Regions from separate parts of the Homo sapiens genome. Here regions 1 and 3 are each linked to region 2. A link is a contact called in ENCODE Hi-C data. All regions are on one chromosome and are shown on one strand. Each heading gives the region's core, a stretch centred on a gene start or an enhancer-like site at or near the end of the contact. The rest is flanking DNA. Distances are from core to core; before and after follow the strand shown. Region 1 holds the start of PPIL4 (peptidylprolyl isomerase like 4). Region 2 holds the start of DCPH1 (damage control phosphatase 1). Region 3 holds the start of LATS1 (large tumor suppressor kinase 1).

Region 1 (4,142 bases), core at 780-3,279, 1.9 Mb before region 2:
CCAGTCATATGCTTACAAATATGTACAGGGGGTGGACTTATTGTTATGGGCTTATCTTTGCAGACCCACTGCTTGTTAATTGGGTGGGGTAGCTCTACACCCCTTTATTTCCTCATAACTCTGGGAAAAGAGGCCCATTTATTTTGCCAGGTGCTACTCTACATGGGCAGAGCGTCAAAGGAACTCAAAGAAAAGCAAAATCAAGAGATAAAAAACAAAATTCCCTATGATATTCTTTGAAACACTCGATCCAGCCACTCGATCCAAGCTTACCCCAGTATTATGAGGCAACCAATTATTTTGTTTATGCCAGTTTGAGTTGGGTTTCTATCACTTGAACAAAGGGTCCTAACTAATACAACACATTTATATCCATTAGTCATCATAATGAACCTCTAGTGTGTGCCCTAAAAGTAGCAGACATTGTACTGGGTACTCAGGATATAGAGATGATAATTATGGTATAGTTCCTGCTCTCATTGGAGTTTACATTCTTGAGCGAGGGCACGCTTGTAAACAACACCAGGATAATAGGTAAATGTTAAAATAAAATGTGTCATGTGGTTTATAAAAGACCTAAGACACAGCAGAGGAACCCTCAGGTAACTCTGCTTAGAAAGGAGGGAGAGCTTCAAAGAAGAGATGATGCTTGATCTGAGATTTAGATAATAAGTAGTAAGTTTGCCAGAAGGACAATAGTGGAGAAGAATATTGTTTAGAAGAAACAGCAAAAGAATGGTAACAATGGTACGGGAGAGTTTGTAGTGTTTTCGCCAGGTGGAGAGGAGGGAGGAATAGCTGCGTGCGAGGGAAAGCGGAGCACGGCAGGAGGTAGTTATTGTACAATATTGCAACTTATTTCACCTTCTTTGATAGGCTCTGCATTCCATGTGGGTAGGACCCTGTTTGTAACTAATCTCTCCTGGTCTCAGTTTCTTCCTGACTCTGATACATTCTCCACACCGCTGCCTATTATCTTCTCAAAACAAGTATGCCATGCCTCAATCCTGCTTTTAAAGTCTTCAAGGACTCTGATCATCAGTAGGGCACACAAGACTATTCACGACTGACCTAGGCGTATCTGACCACACTCGAGTCTACCATTCCACGACTCACACCAGTCCTTCCAGCCACACCAAACTACTTGCCGTTTCCAGAAAATTCCAAACAAAGAAAGTCCAAGCTAAGAAAACCCTCATTCCCATTCATCTTTGAAAGAACTAGTTCAAGTGTTCTATATAGTATTCGCTAGCTTTGCTTCTTCCCACCCCCCACCAAAGAAGCCGCCCTCTTCTGGTTTCCGTGGCAACTTACACATTCTTCTACCATAACACATAGAAAACTAAAATGGGTTCCTGTGTCTACTTCCCCCAGTGGAAAAATCAGACCCTCGGGGGCAAGAAGCCAAGCCCAGGACTTAGCCCAGTGCCTCGAAGGCTCAGTCCACACTCCAGACAACCTCTTCCTCCTCCACCTAAGCGGTATGCCCACACTCGCTGCGCCAAGCACACCCTAACTGCCTTCATCAAGATTTAACCGATTACACACCAAGCAATAGTTCCTATGTTCCTCTCACGAGTAAACACAATAAAGGCACAAAAGCTATGGGTATTGTATGTGCAGCTCGAATCACACACACACACGCCCCACACACACACTCCCAAAGGCAATTAATGACCGCAAGCACCGTCCACCGGACTGGCCAACACAAAATACGGGAGAAGGGCTGCCAAGGCTCAAACGAATTCCCGTCACAAAAACTTTTCTAGCCAAGGCCGGTTAATAAAATAGCCCAGTCGCGGGCACCAGCAGCCCAGAAGCTCGAGCTCTAGCCAATCTCTGCCCTGGACTGCGCAGAGAAGGGAAAGTAGGGAGACAAGCTCGGGGGCCCCGGCGACAGGTGAGTGGGGCTCAAGCCTCACCACGCGGCCGTTCTTCGGTGTACAAGTCGATGACGACGTCGCCTAAAGTGGTCTCCAGTAGAACCGCCATGGCGCCCGCTCCTCCTCCGCTACAAACCCCGGGAGGAGGGGGGTGACAGGCGCAGGCCGACGGCGTCGTCTACGCCACGCGTCACCCTCGGCGCGACCCCTTTTGCGTCATCTCGCCGGCGCCGCCCCCGGTTCCGAGCAGTTCCTTCCGGTCGGCGTGCGGGCGCCGGGCTGCCCAGCTGACTTACGGATCGGGTTGGTCCCGCCCCCGGCGCGGCCGTTTTGAAAATCCTGGTCCGCCCTTGGCGATTTTGGTGGAAGCCTGTCCCTCAGAACGGTCTCAGTATAGTGTTTTGTGCCCCGTTTGTGTCCGTCTCAAGAGCAGAGCGGCCCTCCGCGCGGCCCTTTTATCCACCAGGGGGCGCCCGCGGCGGGATCTTCTCTCCACCTATTTGGGCGGACTCCTCCGGGTTTCCTCGTCAGTCTCCTTTTCGCAAAACAACTTTGGGCCTCTACTAGGGGTTTCCGATTCTAAGAACTAACATTTTGTTTTGTTTTCTGTTTTGAGACAGGGTCTCGCTCTGTTGCCCAGGCTGGAGTGCAGTGGCGCGATGTCGGCTCACTGCAACCTCCACCTCCCGGGCTCCAGCGATTTTCCTGTCTCAGCCTCCCAAGTGACCACAGGCGCGCGCCACCACGCCCGGCTAATTTTGTTCTTTTATTTTTTGTAGAGATGGCGGTCGGGGGAGGTGGTCTCACTATGTTGCTCAGACTGGTCTCAAACTCCTGAGCTCAAGGAGTTCGAACTCTTCCCGCCTTGGCCTCCCGAAGTGCTGAGATTACTGGCGTGAGCCACTGCGCCTGGCCAAAACTAACATTTTGCCATGCAAGTTTATTCCCCAGACACTCTTCTGGGCAAGCCTGTCACTCTTTCTTATGACATTTTACACATAATCTCCAATAACTTCACATCTGACGAAAAGCCAAAGCTTTTTTTTTTTTTTTTTTTTTTGAGACGGAGTCTCGCTCTGTCGCCCAGTCTAGAGTGCAGTGGCGCGATCTCGGCTCACTGCAAGCTCCGCCTCCCGGGTTCACCCCATTCTCCTGCCTCCGCCTCCCGAGTTGCTGGGGCTACAGGTGTCCGCCATCACGCCCGGCTAATTTTTTGTGTTTTTAGTAGAGACCGGGTTTCACCGTGTTAGCCAGGATGGTCTCGACCTCCTGACCTCGTGGATCCGCCCGCCTCCGCCTCCCAAAGTGCTGGGATTACAGGCTTGAGCCACCGCACCTGGCGGAAAAGCCAGAGCTTTTATAATGATTTACAAGATCCTCTCCTACCCCATCCTACGCCATCTTCTTATTCCTCTGAAGCCACAGTAGACAGTTTGCTATTCCCTGAACACTGCTGACATACTCCTGCCCCATGGCCTTTTCACTTGCCTTGGTTGAGGGACCTCTTCCTCCAGTTATTTGTATGGCTCCCATTCACCTCCTTCAGGCGCTTTGGCGTCGGTCACCCTGTCAGTGAGGCCCTCCATGGCTGCCATAATTAAAATTAACCCCACAGACACTTCTTTTTCTCCATATAGCTTTTTCTCCAGAGTACATTTTACAATCTAACATGCTATTTACGAATTTGTTTGTTTGTTTATTGTTACTAGAATGTGTGTTCCAGGATATTCCATCTTGTCTGTTTTGTTTAAAGCTATATCCCTAATGCGTATGACAGCCTGGTACACAATGTGCAAATAAATGTTTGTTGAATGAATAAATATGGTTTTTCGGTTTGGGTTTTTTTTTTTTTTTTTGAGACGGAGTCTCGATCTGTTGCCCAGGCTTGAGTGCAGTGGTGCGATTTCAGGTCACTACAACCTCCGCCTCCTGGGTTCAAGCGATTCTCCTGCCTCAGCCTCCCCAGTAGCTGGGGCTACAGGTGCCCGCCACAGCGACTGCCACCACAATATTCATGGCTGGGCGTGGTGGCTCATGCCTGTAATCCCAGCACTTTGGGAGGCCGAGGTGGGCGGATCACCTGAGGTCAGGAATTTGAGACCAGCCGGGCCCATCATGGTGAAACCCCGTCTCTAATAAAAAATACAAAAAAAAAAAAAAAAACTAGCTGGGTGTGGTAGCGCATGCCTGTAATCCCAGCTACCCAGGAGGCTGAGGCAGGAGAACTGCTTGAACACGGAAGGTGGAGGTTGCAGTGAG
Region 2 (3,931 bases), core at 190-2,689:
ACTCCCTAATCTCAAGTACCCAGGGACACAAACACTGCGGAAGGCCGCAGGGTCCTCTGCCTAGGAAAACCAGAGACCTTTGTGCACTTGTTTATCTGCTGACCTTCCCTCCACTATTGTCCTATGACCCTGCCAAATCCCCCTCTGCGAGAAACACCCAAGAATGATCAATAAAAAAAAAAAAAAAAAAAAACACAACCAGCATCCATTCTCTTATCTTCCTCCACTTTGCATTTCTCCATTGTTTAACATCACTTGCACACCTTTAATTTTTAGTTTATTAATTCATACTGCAAACGAACTCAGTTCTTATCATGTGCCAGGTATTGTCCTAGTTGCTGACAATACAGCTGAAAATAAAATAGACAAAAATCCTATCTTTTGAATCTTTTGAACCTTGCATTGGGAGTGACAGACAAAACGAGGTAAATCAGTAAAATACGTGAGACACAAAGCTAAAGGAAAAAAATAAGAGGAAAGGGCAGATTTTTGTGTCTTCCTTCCAGAATGGAAGCTCCCTGAGGATACGGATTTGTGTTTTTTCCTATTATATCTCCTGACAATAGCGCCCAGCACATAGTAGGCATTCGATCGAATTTTTAAAATGAAATACAAGGCAGTTACTCAGTTCCCGGGCACATTTCAACTTTTAGAGAACAATTACACCAATTAAGAAAATCGATTACAGCTAGGCTACGATTCGAGAGCTAAGTGGCGCTCATCTTTGGGAGTATGCCGTTCAATTCCTCAAACTCAAAATTATTTTATCGATTTCTACAGTTACCGCGGTGCACTGGCTCAAAAAAAGGGTTCATTAATTGAGTGCTTTTTACTCCCAGCTAAGCTGACCAAAGATCACGGTAAGAGGCAAAGGGTCACAGCCGCACTGGCGTAACCCGTAACTGTACACGTTCCGGGCGGCCAGGAGCCAGGGCGCAGACCTCCAAGCCGGACCACTCGAGCTGCTAAAGAAAAGGCAATACACTAACCTCTCCGCCGGAAGAGAAGAAGGAAGCGCCAGGGACGCACGCTTCCTCGGCAGGACTGCAGGGAAAGAGCCGCACCCCCAGCCTCTCACTACTGCAGCCAACCCATCTCCTGGAAGGGCGCTCCCGCCCACCCCCGCTACTGCGCAGCCGCACTGAACTCTGGTCCCACTTAGCGGGAGAAACTCGGGCCACGTGACTGTCTGACCACGTGAGCCGCGTCGCCGCGACCTCTTCCGCTCCCTAGGCCCTGGGACCTCCCGGTCCCTTGCCTGCTTCCGGCTTTCGCTCGCTTCCATATCCGCTCCTCTAGTCGCCCTCCGCTGGCCCCGCCTTCGTCCCCGGAAGATTGGGTCTTCTGGCGAGCCACTGTTTGCCGTTTGATCGGGCACCAAATAAAGTTTCTTTATTCAAAAGCACTTTTTTTTTAAAGCCACACCACCCCCATTCTCAGCTCCTCCTTCGCGGCGGTACCGCCTCTGTTTCTGCGGCGATTGAACAGCCGAGCTTTGCGGCCGGGATCGCGGAAAGTGATGGCTGTCGTCCCGGCGTCTCTCTCAGGACAGGACGTGGGGTTAGTCTAGCTTTTCTCCTCCCCACTTTTGCGGAAAGCCGGGCCTCGCCGGGAGCCTGTGGGGACTAAGCGGAGGGCGCCCGCTCCCCGGTGGGCTGCGTTCGAGTCCCGCCGCCGGGCGCGGCTTTCCGGGGCGCCTTTGCGGGTTTCGCGGACTGGCTCGGAGGCGAAGGGAGGCGGCCCCGGGGAGGGAGCCTGCCCGCGGCGGCTGCTCGTAAGGATCAGGACAGGGGTCAGCTTCGCGGTCTGTTCCTGGCGGTCACTTTTTATTTATTCACTTTAATAGACGCGCTTTGGGGGCGTTAAAATTCTGCGTAAGAGTTGGGGATCTCAGCGCTATTAAGAAACGGGTTTCTCCCTGTTGTTGATCAAATCGTAATCTCACAGTAAGAACTGTCTAGTTTTTTGCTTTATAGTCGTCACGCTACTGATTCTTGGGTAAAGTTGTGGGTGACCGTGCAAATAACATCCATTTGCATAAATCGAATGGCCAAATTTATATTTGAAATTTGTCCTTACTTCAAAATATTGCAAAAGACGAGAACACTTTGAAGAAAATAAACCTGGGCAGAAAGTAGGTTGAGGCCAACAAAGTGGCGCCAATGGCCCCAAATTGAGGCAGTCACTGTTTCAGGTCATGCAAGTATAGAGAGTATCTCCTTCAATTTTGCGCCCTAGGGCTTCTGGCCTCACTCCAGTCCTGGCCAGAGACTTTGTTCCAGAGGTGCAGGAAATGTAGTAGTTAGGAAAACAGTAATACTTTCCAATTAAAGTAAAATCTCAAAAAAGGACTTACTATACCTACTGCCTGGGAAAATTCAAGTGACAGTTGATTTAATGTTCCTGCTCACCCTCTGAGGTATTAGTGATTTCTTTTATTAATGATTTTTAAAAATTAAATTCTGATCAACGTAGTTATTATGCGCATTAAAACCTAATCACTGTTTTGGGTGGTACTGAAAGCACCACAGAGTCGGAAAGTGTGTGCAGTTTTTTTCTTAAAGTTCTATAGCTATCATTTGAGGAAACCTTTTGAAGAAATACCCAAGTTACAATCTAGTAATTTAACAATTGTCTCCTGTGATCTGGAGATAAAAACACTAGTCAGCTAAGCTCTGTGCTCTATATTTAAAACTGCACAGAATTTCTCCACCAAATAAAGCTTTTTTTCTACCTGTATCATGTATTTCCTTAGAATGATATAAAATGATAATCTGTAAATCTTGGGTTTTGTATGAATAAAATCAAGAATATCTTTAATTTTTTAATGCAGGTATAAGTTTTTCTTCATCTCCAGCTTGCTTCATTCTTGAACACTTCTATAAAATCTCTGATTTTTTGAGTGGGAAGAGACAGTAGCACGCCTTCATTTGCTTAGGGGCAGAATAGGATGGAAGGAGTCCATTGTGCAGATAGAGAAGGCAGAGAAGGGGAAAATTTTTGAAAATAATTAAAATTGACTTAGAAAATAGACAGAATGGAGAGAAACAGGCTTAAAAGTACCTTTAATTCTTTATGTTGTTCAAGCACATTAGACCCTTTAGGTGGTTTTAGATGCATTGCTTCATTCATCTTTCTAAGCAGGTGACTTAGCAGATAGTAGACCTGGGACAAGAGCCTGTTTGATTTCTAAGCTAATCCATTCCCTATCCTATCACTTTGCTAAGCGAGTTTCTGATTTAGGAAAATAAAAGCAATAGAATAGGAAAGATAAGAATGATTAAACAGACTCCATGGGAGAATCTGGGATTAGAGGCACCAAGACAGTTTGGCTTCCATGACATACCAGCGAATTTTCCAGGTTTTCTTATGTCTTAATATAGTAATCATACAATACTTGTCTATCTTTTAATAGTTGTATGAGGAGTTTAATATACATGAAGTGTTCCAGAAACTAAAAGATAGCCAGTCTTCTAGTATTGATGCTGCTAAGTTATATATTGCATGTGACTCTTTTCTAGATCATTTGCATATCTTACAATTAAAGACAGAATACCACAGATCTTAACTAAGGTTATTGATACATTGCATCGACATAAAAGTGAATTTTTTGAGAAACACGGAGAGGTAAGAATTGTTTTAACTTTTAATTTTTTGTTAATTTCTCAACAGAAACATAATAAATAGTTCTTGAAGGTATCAATTTTCCTTTAAATGTAAAAATCAATAGATGGGCCAAGTATTTATTTGTTTTTAAGGTAATACATTGAAATGAAGATAGAACAGCCAATCTTCAATTTAGAAAATGATTGTGTTCCAATAATTAATTCTGTCAGTTATTTAGACTTCAGAATGTATTTTCTAATATATGCAATGTTGTAATTGGTGACTGGGCAACAGACTTGCAATTGACTTAGTCAAGTGACTAAGC
Region 3 (4,209 bases), core at 731-3,230, 1.7 Mb before region 2:
GTCCAACTTAGGAAAAAAAAAATGATACCATTACATAAGATTTCAAAGTGTTAATTTGGGTTGAATTAAGTTTATCAGAAAGGTACCCTGGCTGGGTGCAGTAGTGCACCTGTAGTCCCAGCTACTTGAGAGGCTGTGGTGGGAGGATTGCTCGAGTCCAGGAGTTGGAATCCAGCGCAGGCAACATAGCGAGTTCCCATCTTTAAAGGAAACTGCATACTGACATTTTCTTCAGTTCACTTTCTAATAATTGTCAGATCAAAAGTGAAAGCAACGCTGTATCTTCATGCTGAAAAATGATTGCTGTTCCTACTTAGCGAAAATGTTATTCAATGACTAAATAACTTTTGTGATGTATAACAATCTCCCATTGATGTAAATAAAACATCTAAAATAACCAAATAACCAGGGTTAGAACAGTTCCAACACTATTTATATAGAACAAGGACTTGCAATAAAAACAAAACAAAAATAAAAACGACCTACACAATGAAAGCCAGATATTATACATTAAAAATGTAGTAGAAGTATTTTTTGGTGAGCAGCAAGGCATATTCCATCAATATTTAGGCATAGAATGTGCCATTCCAAGCATGGACCATGATCTAGTTTCTTGCAGTAGCAGCCAATTGGACTAACACAATGCTACTTCTTTTACTGTTCAATCAAATTCCTCCACTGCCTTAAGGAATCAACTACCCCATTTTACCGTCAGAGATAATAAGCTTTGTTTTCGTAGCACAGAACATTCACTCCAATTATAATGTCCTACCTTTTCTTCCTCATGGAGGAAATTTGATAAAAAATTAAGTTTATCAGAAACTTCTGATAAACTGATAAACTGATAAATTTATTAACCTTCAATAAATAATTCATAAAGTTCAAACAAGTTTCATGATCGCTAACATTCAAATCCATTTCCAAAACTGGAGTTATACAATATTACTTCTGTGCATGAGATTATACTTATTGTTCACTAGATTTATGAATAACTTCTGGAGGATGATACATGTTTTAAAAGCCGTATTAACATATGAGTTGACAAACATTAAATTTTGTTCCCTTAGAAATTGACAGAGAAGTCAGAATGGGGATAAATCAAGTCATCTGAGGCATTCATTGAGCTACAAGCTATTTCAGGTTATAAAAAACACTGTTCCCTTAATTGTCGTTCCTTCATTTGCTGTATTTATATACACACTCCTACTCCATAAAGACCTCTCCATCTCTCCCACCTCTTCCAACTATGAACAGTAACCTAAAATCACACTGAACTAGACGTAAGAGACTCCCAGGATTTCTCTAAGGTATACCCAGGATCAAGGCCCTCTGGGATCCAAAGAACTGTAGCTCTTTTACTGCAATTTTCCTTCAGAACCACCTTTCCCGTTCCTTCCCTCCTGGACACCGCCGACTCGCGTGTTGGGGGTGGGGTGGGAGACACGCCGCCAGAAAGACAGGCTCTACCCAGCCAAACCTGCACCTCCGAGGCCGAAAAGCCTGGGGCTCTTCCTGCAGCACCGGGCGCGGCCAACCCTCGCTTCCCCAGGGCAGGGCTCAGCTCGGGTCAATGCAACCAGCCAAGTCAGGCCCGGAGCGGGCCGGCTCTGCCCGCCAGTCCAAACCTCTGGACCCTCGCCAGCGGGGATGGGCGTGGGCCCCGGCGGCCACCGCCCCGCCAACTCGAGCACTGGAGGAGCGCACCCGCTACGCCAGCCCCGGACCTACCTGGAGGGGAGAGCAGAGCTCCTGGACAGCGGCCACGGGCCTGAGGGCGGACGCTGAGGCGGCCAGAGTCCGTCCCAGCAACCCCAAGTATCCCTGGTGGGGCAGAGCGGGGAGACGAACGGGGGGGCTGCCGCGGGCCAGCGCGGCCCGTCCCAGGGGTCGTGAGGACCTGGCTCTCCCCTTAACACCAGGCCACCGCCGCCGCCGCCGCCATTTTGCCTTCCACTCAGTGTCGCCGCCGCCGCACTCCGCTGCAGGTTTCCCGGATGTGGGCATTTCCCGGCGTCGCTTGCGCGGGGGCCGAGGACTGGGGGCTTTTGCCCGCCCGGCTGCTGCGAGGGAGCGCGCAGCCTGCGGCCTCCGGGCTTCGTTGCGTCGCCCGCAGCTCTGATCGTTCGTGAGCGTCGCCCCACGTCGCTCCCGCCTGCCCCTGCCCATACGACTCGCCCGCGCCCGTGGGTTAAGGCTGTCTCCCGCCCAGCCTACTTGGTTGATTCAATCCTTTTCCCCATTGATCTATTTCTCTGGACCGAGTAGGGATGTGCATTTCACGGAGCTACGTTCTCAGAAGGGAACAACTGAGTTGCTCTGGGAAACCTCCCTGTGGACCTCAGAATTCCAGATTTTTGGCGCTTTGAAATAAAATTTTATTCTTGCTTAGCGTTCTTTCCCCGAACAAGCCGGTGAGCTTCCAGCATCTGTATTTTCTGAATCCGGCAGATAAGAAATGCTTGAGCCAGGACCGATTGATTAGCAGCGGTTTAGAGATCTTATCTGTCAACCGCATCCGTAGAAGGAGATCGTTATTGCCATAATTGGAATACCGGTGACGGTGTGACAAGAGGTTTTACTTCTGGTTAAGCTGAATGTAAAGTGTGGGATGGGATCGTTGGGTTTGATGTATAAGGTACGGTCCACCCTTTGTGAAGATCGCCTTTGCCAGTTTTTCCTCTAGGAAATATACAGTTAGTGTTTTCAAGTACCTTCTTTCGTAATTTTTCTACTACAGAGTACAAAAAAATTAAAGACATCTTTTTCTGACGTTAAAGTAATAACTGGCTACTTACTGTATCTAGAAATCCAAATGTGAAAACCCGTTAAAAGATTATGTTCCGGACGGGCGCGGTGTCTCACGCCTGTAATCCCAGCACTTTGGGAGGCCGAGGCGGGCGGATCACGAGGTCAGGAGATCGAGAACATCCTGCCTAACACGGTGAAACCCCGTCTCTGCTAAAAAATCCAGAAAAATTTGCCCGGCGTGGTGGCGGGCGCCTGTAGTCCTAGCTACTCGGGAGGCTGAGGCAGGAGAATGGCAGGAACCCGGGAGGCGGAGCTTGCATTGAGCCGAGATCGCGCCACCGCACTCCAGCCTGGACGACAGAGCGAGACTCCGTCTCAAAAAAAAAAAAAAAAAAAAAAAGATTATGTTCCAAGAACATTTGGTTGAAAGTCTATTTTCTACAAGCACAGAGTTTGTAGAAGGCAATGTGACCCAAGGTGGGTCACTAAAGAGCCCCAGGGCTTACTTTCTTCAACGTAAGGGTGCCCCATAAAGACCTTTTCAGCCCTAAAATTATATGAATTATAGGAATCTAATATGTCCACAGGTCTGCTTGCCCTATCCAAAAGGATTATGCATCTGGAAGGGCAGACTGCCCCCAGAATCCTGTCACGTCTGTCATCAACCCATGGTACTTAAGCTCCTCAATGCTCTCTAAACCTAAAGGAAAGTATCTCCACAAACTCTAGTCTTTGGGGAAATTCCTAGATAATTCAGGGAGCTGAGTAAATTGCTCTGTGTAGGACTAGGAGGCTTACTCCTGTGAAGTAGGGCGAGAGATAAAAGAGCAGGGAAAGCAGAGGTGGAATGATCAGGAAGAGAACTGACGAGATGCAAAGCATTGGGGACTGTAGGTGCGGAGAGTGATGATGGTTGGGGAAATACTTACTGTGGGTGCTGGATGTGTGGGAATGGTGATACCTGCCATCACATTTGCAGGTTTTTATATTATTGTGATGGAAGATCTTGGTCCAGTTTCAGCCTACTCAATTCTTCAGTGCTTCATGGAAATGGGGCTTGTTTTTAGCAATAGATGTAGAATCCGATTTCATGCTTGTGTGACCTTAGAAAGGAATTAGGGGGCAGTGTACATGGAAGAAGTCTGGAGACCAGTGTGGCCCTGAGAACATAAACCCTTCCAGAAATTCATACGATCTTAGGGGAAGACACCAGACTATGTGCCACCCACTCTTAAGGAATGGGGAGTTGTGCTCCATCTTCTTGAAAGTGGAGAATCCAGCCAGACTCTGTCCCCAAAAAATAAATAAATAAAATAAATAAAGTGGAGAATTCAAATAAATTATTTGACATTCTGCAGATTTATCCCTTCTCCTTTATTTATTCAAACATTTATTGGCCGGGTGTGGTGGCTCACACCTATAATCCTAGCACTTTGGGAGGCCGAGGCAGGCGGATCACTT

What was found. Hi-C counts contacts between places; a loop is a spot of excess contacts on that map. Pooled maps may share reads with other maps.
Region 1: a loop to region 2 is called in a pooled map, with 13 times the contacts of the local background. The contact joins the promoter of PPIL4 here to the promoter of DCPH1 in region 2. A Hi-C loop is called at or near these places in 9 of 50 pooled maps.
Region 3: a pooled map shows a loop between it and region 2 (10-fold over the local background). The contact joins the promoter of LATS1 here to the promoter of DCPH1 in region 2. A Hi-C loop is called at or near these places in 9 of 50 pooled maps.

Annotation. Positions count from the first base shown.
Region 1 is chr6:149,544,014-149,548,155 of GRCh38, forward strand. It overlaps PPIL4 (peptidylprolyl isomerase like 4), which reads right to left and starts at 2,030. Exons shown (of 13, transcript NM_139126.4): 1 at 1,923-2,030. The coding sequence starts at 1,992. RefSeq lists enhancers at 1,920-2,219, 2,923-3,599.
Region 2 is chr6:151,451,027-151,454,957 of GRCh38, forward strand. It overlaps DCPH1 (damage control phosphatase 1), which reads left to right and starts at 1,440. Exons shown (of 5, transcript NM_024573.3): 1 at 1,440-1,560; 2 at 3,522-3,627. The coding sequence starts at 1,520. RMND1 (required for meiotic nuclear division 1 homolog) reads right to left here and starts at 1,100. Exons shown (of 12, transcript NM_017909.4): 1 at 990-1,100. RefSeq lists enhancers at 828-877, 1,068-1,517 and a silencer at 1,678-1,797.
Region 3 is chr6:149,716,121-149,720,329 of GRCh38, forward strand. It overlaps LATS1 (large tumor suppressor kinase 1), which reads right to left and starts at 1,981. Exons shown (of 8, transcript NM_004690.4): 1 at 1,729-1,981. It overlaps LOC645967 (a long non-coding RNA gene), which reads left to right and starts at 1,501. Exons shown (of 1, transcript NR_134652.1): 1 at 1,501-2,776. RefSeq lists a silencer at 1,471-1,860.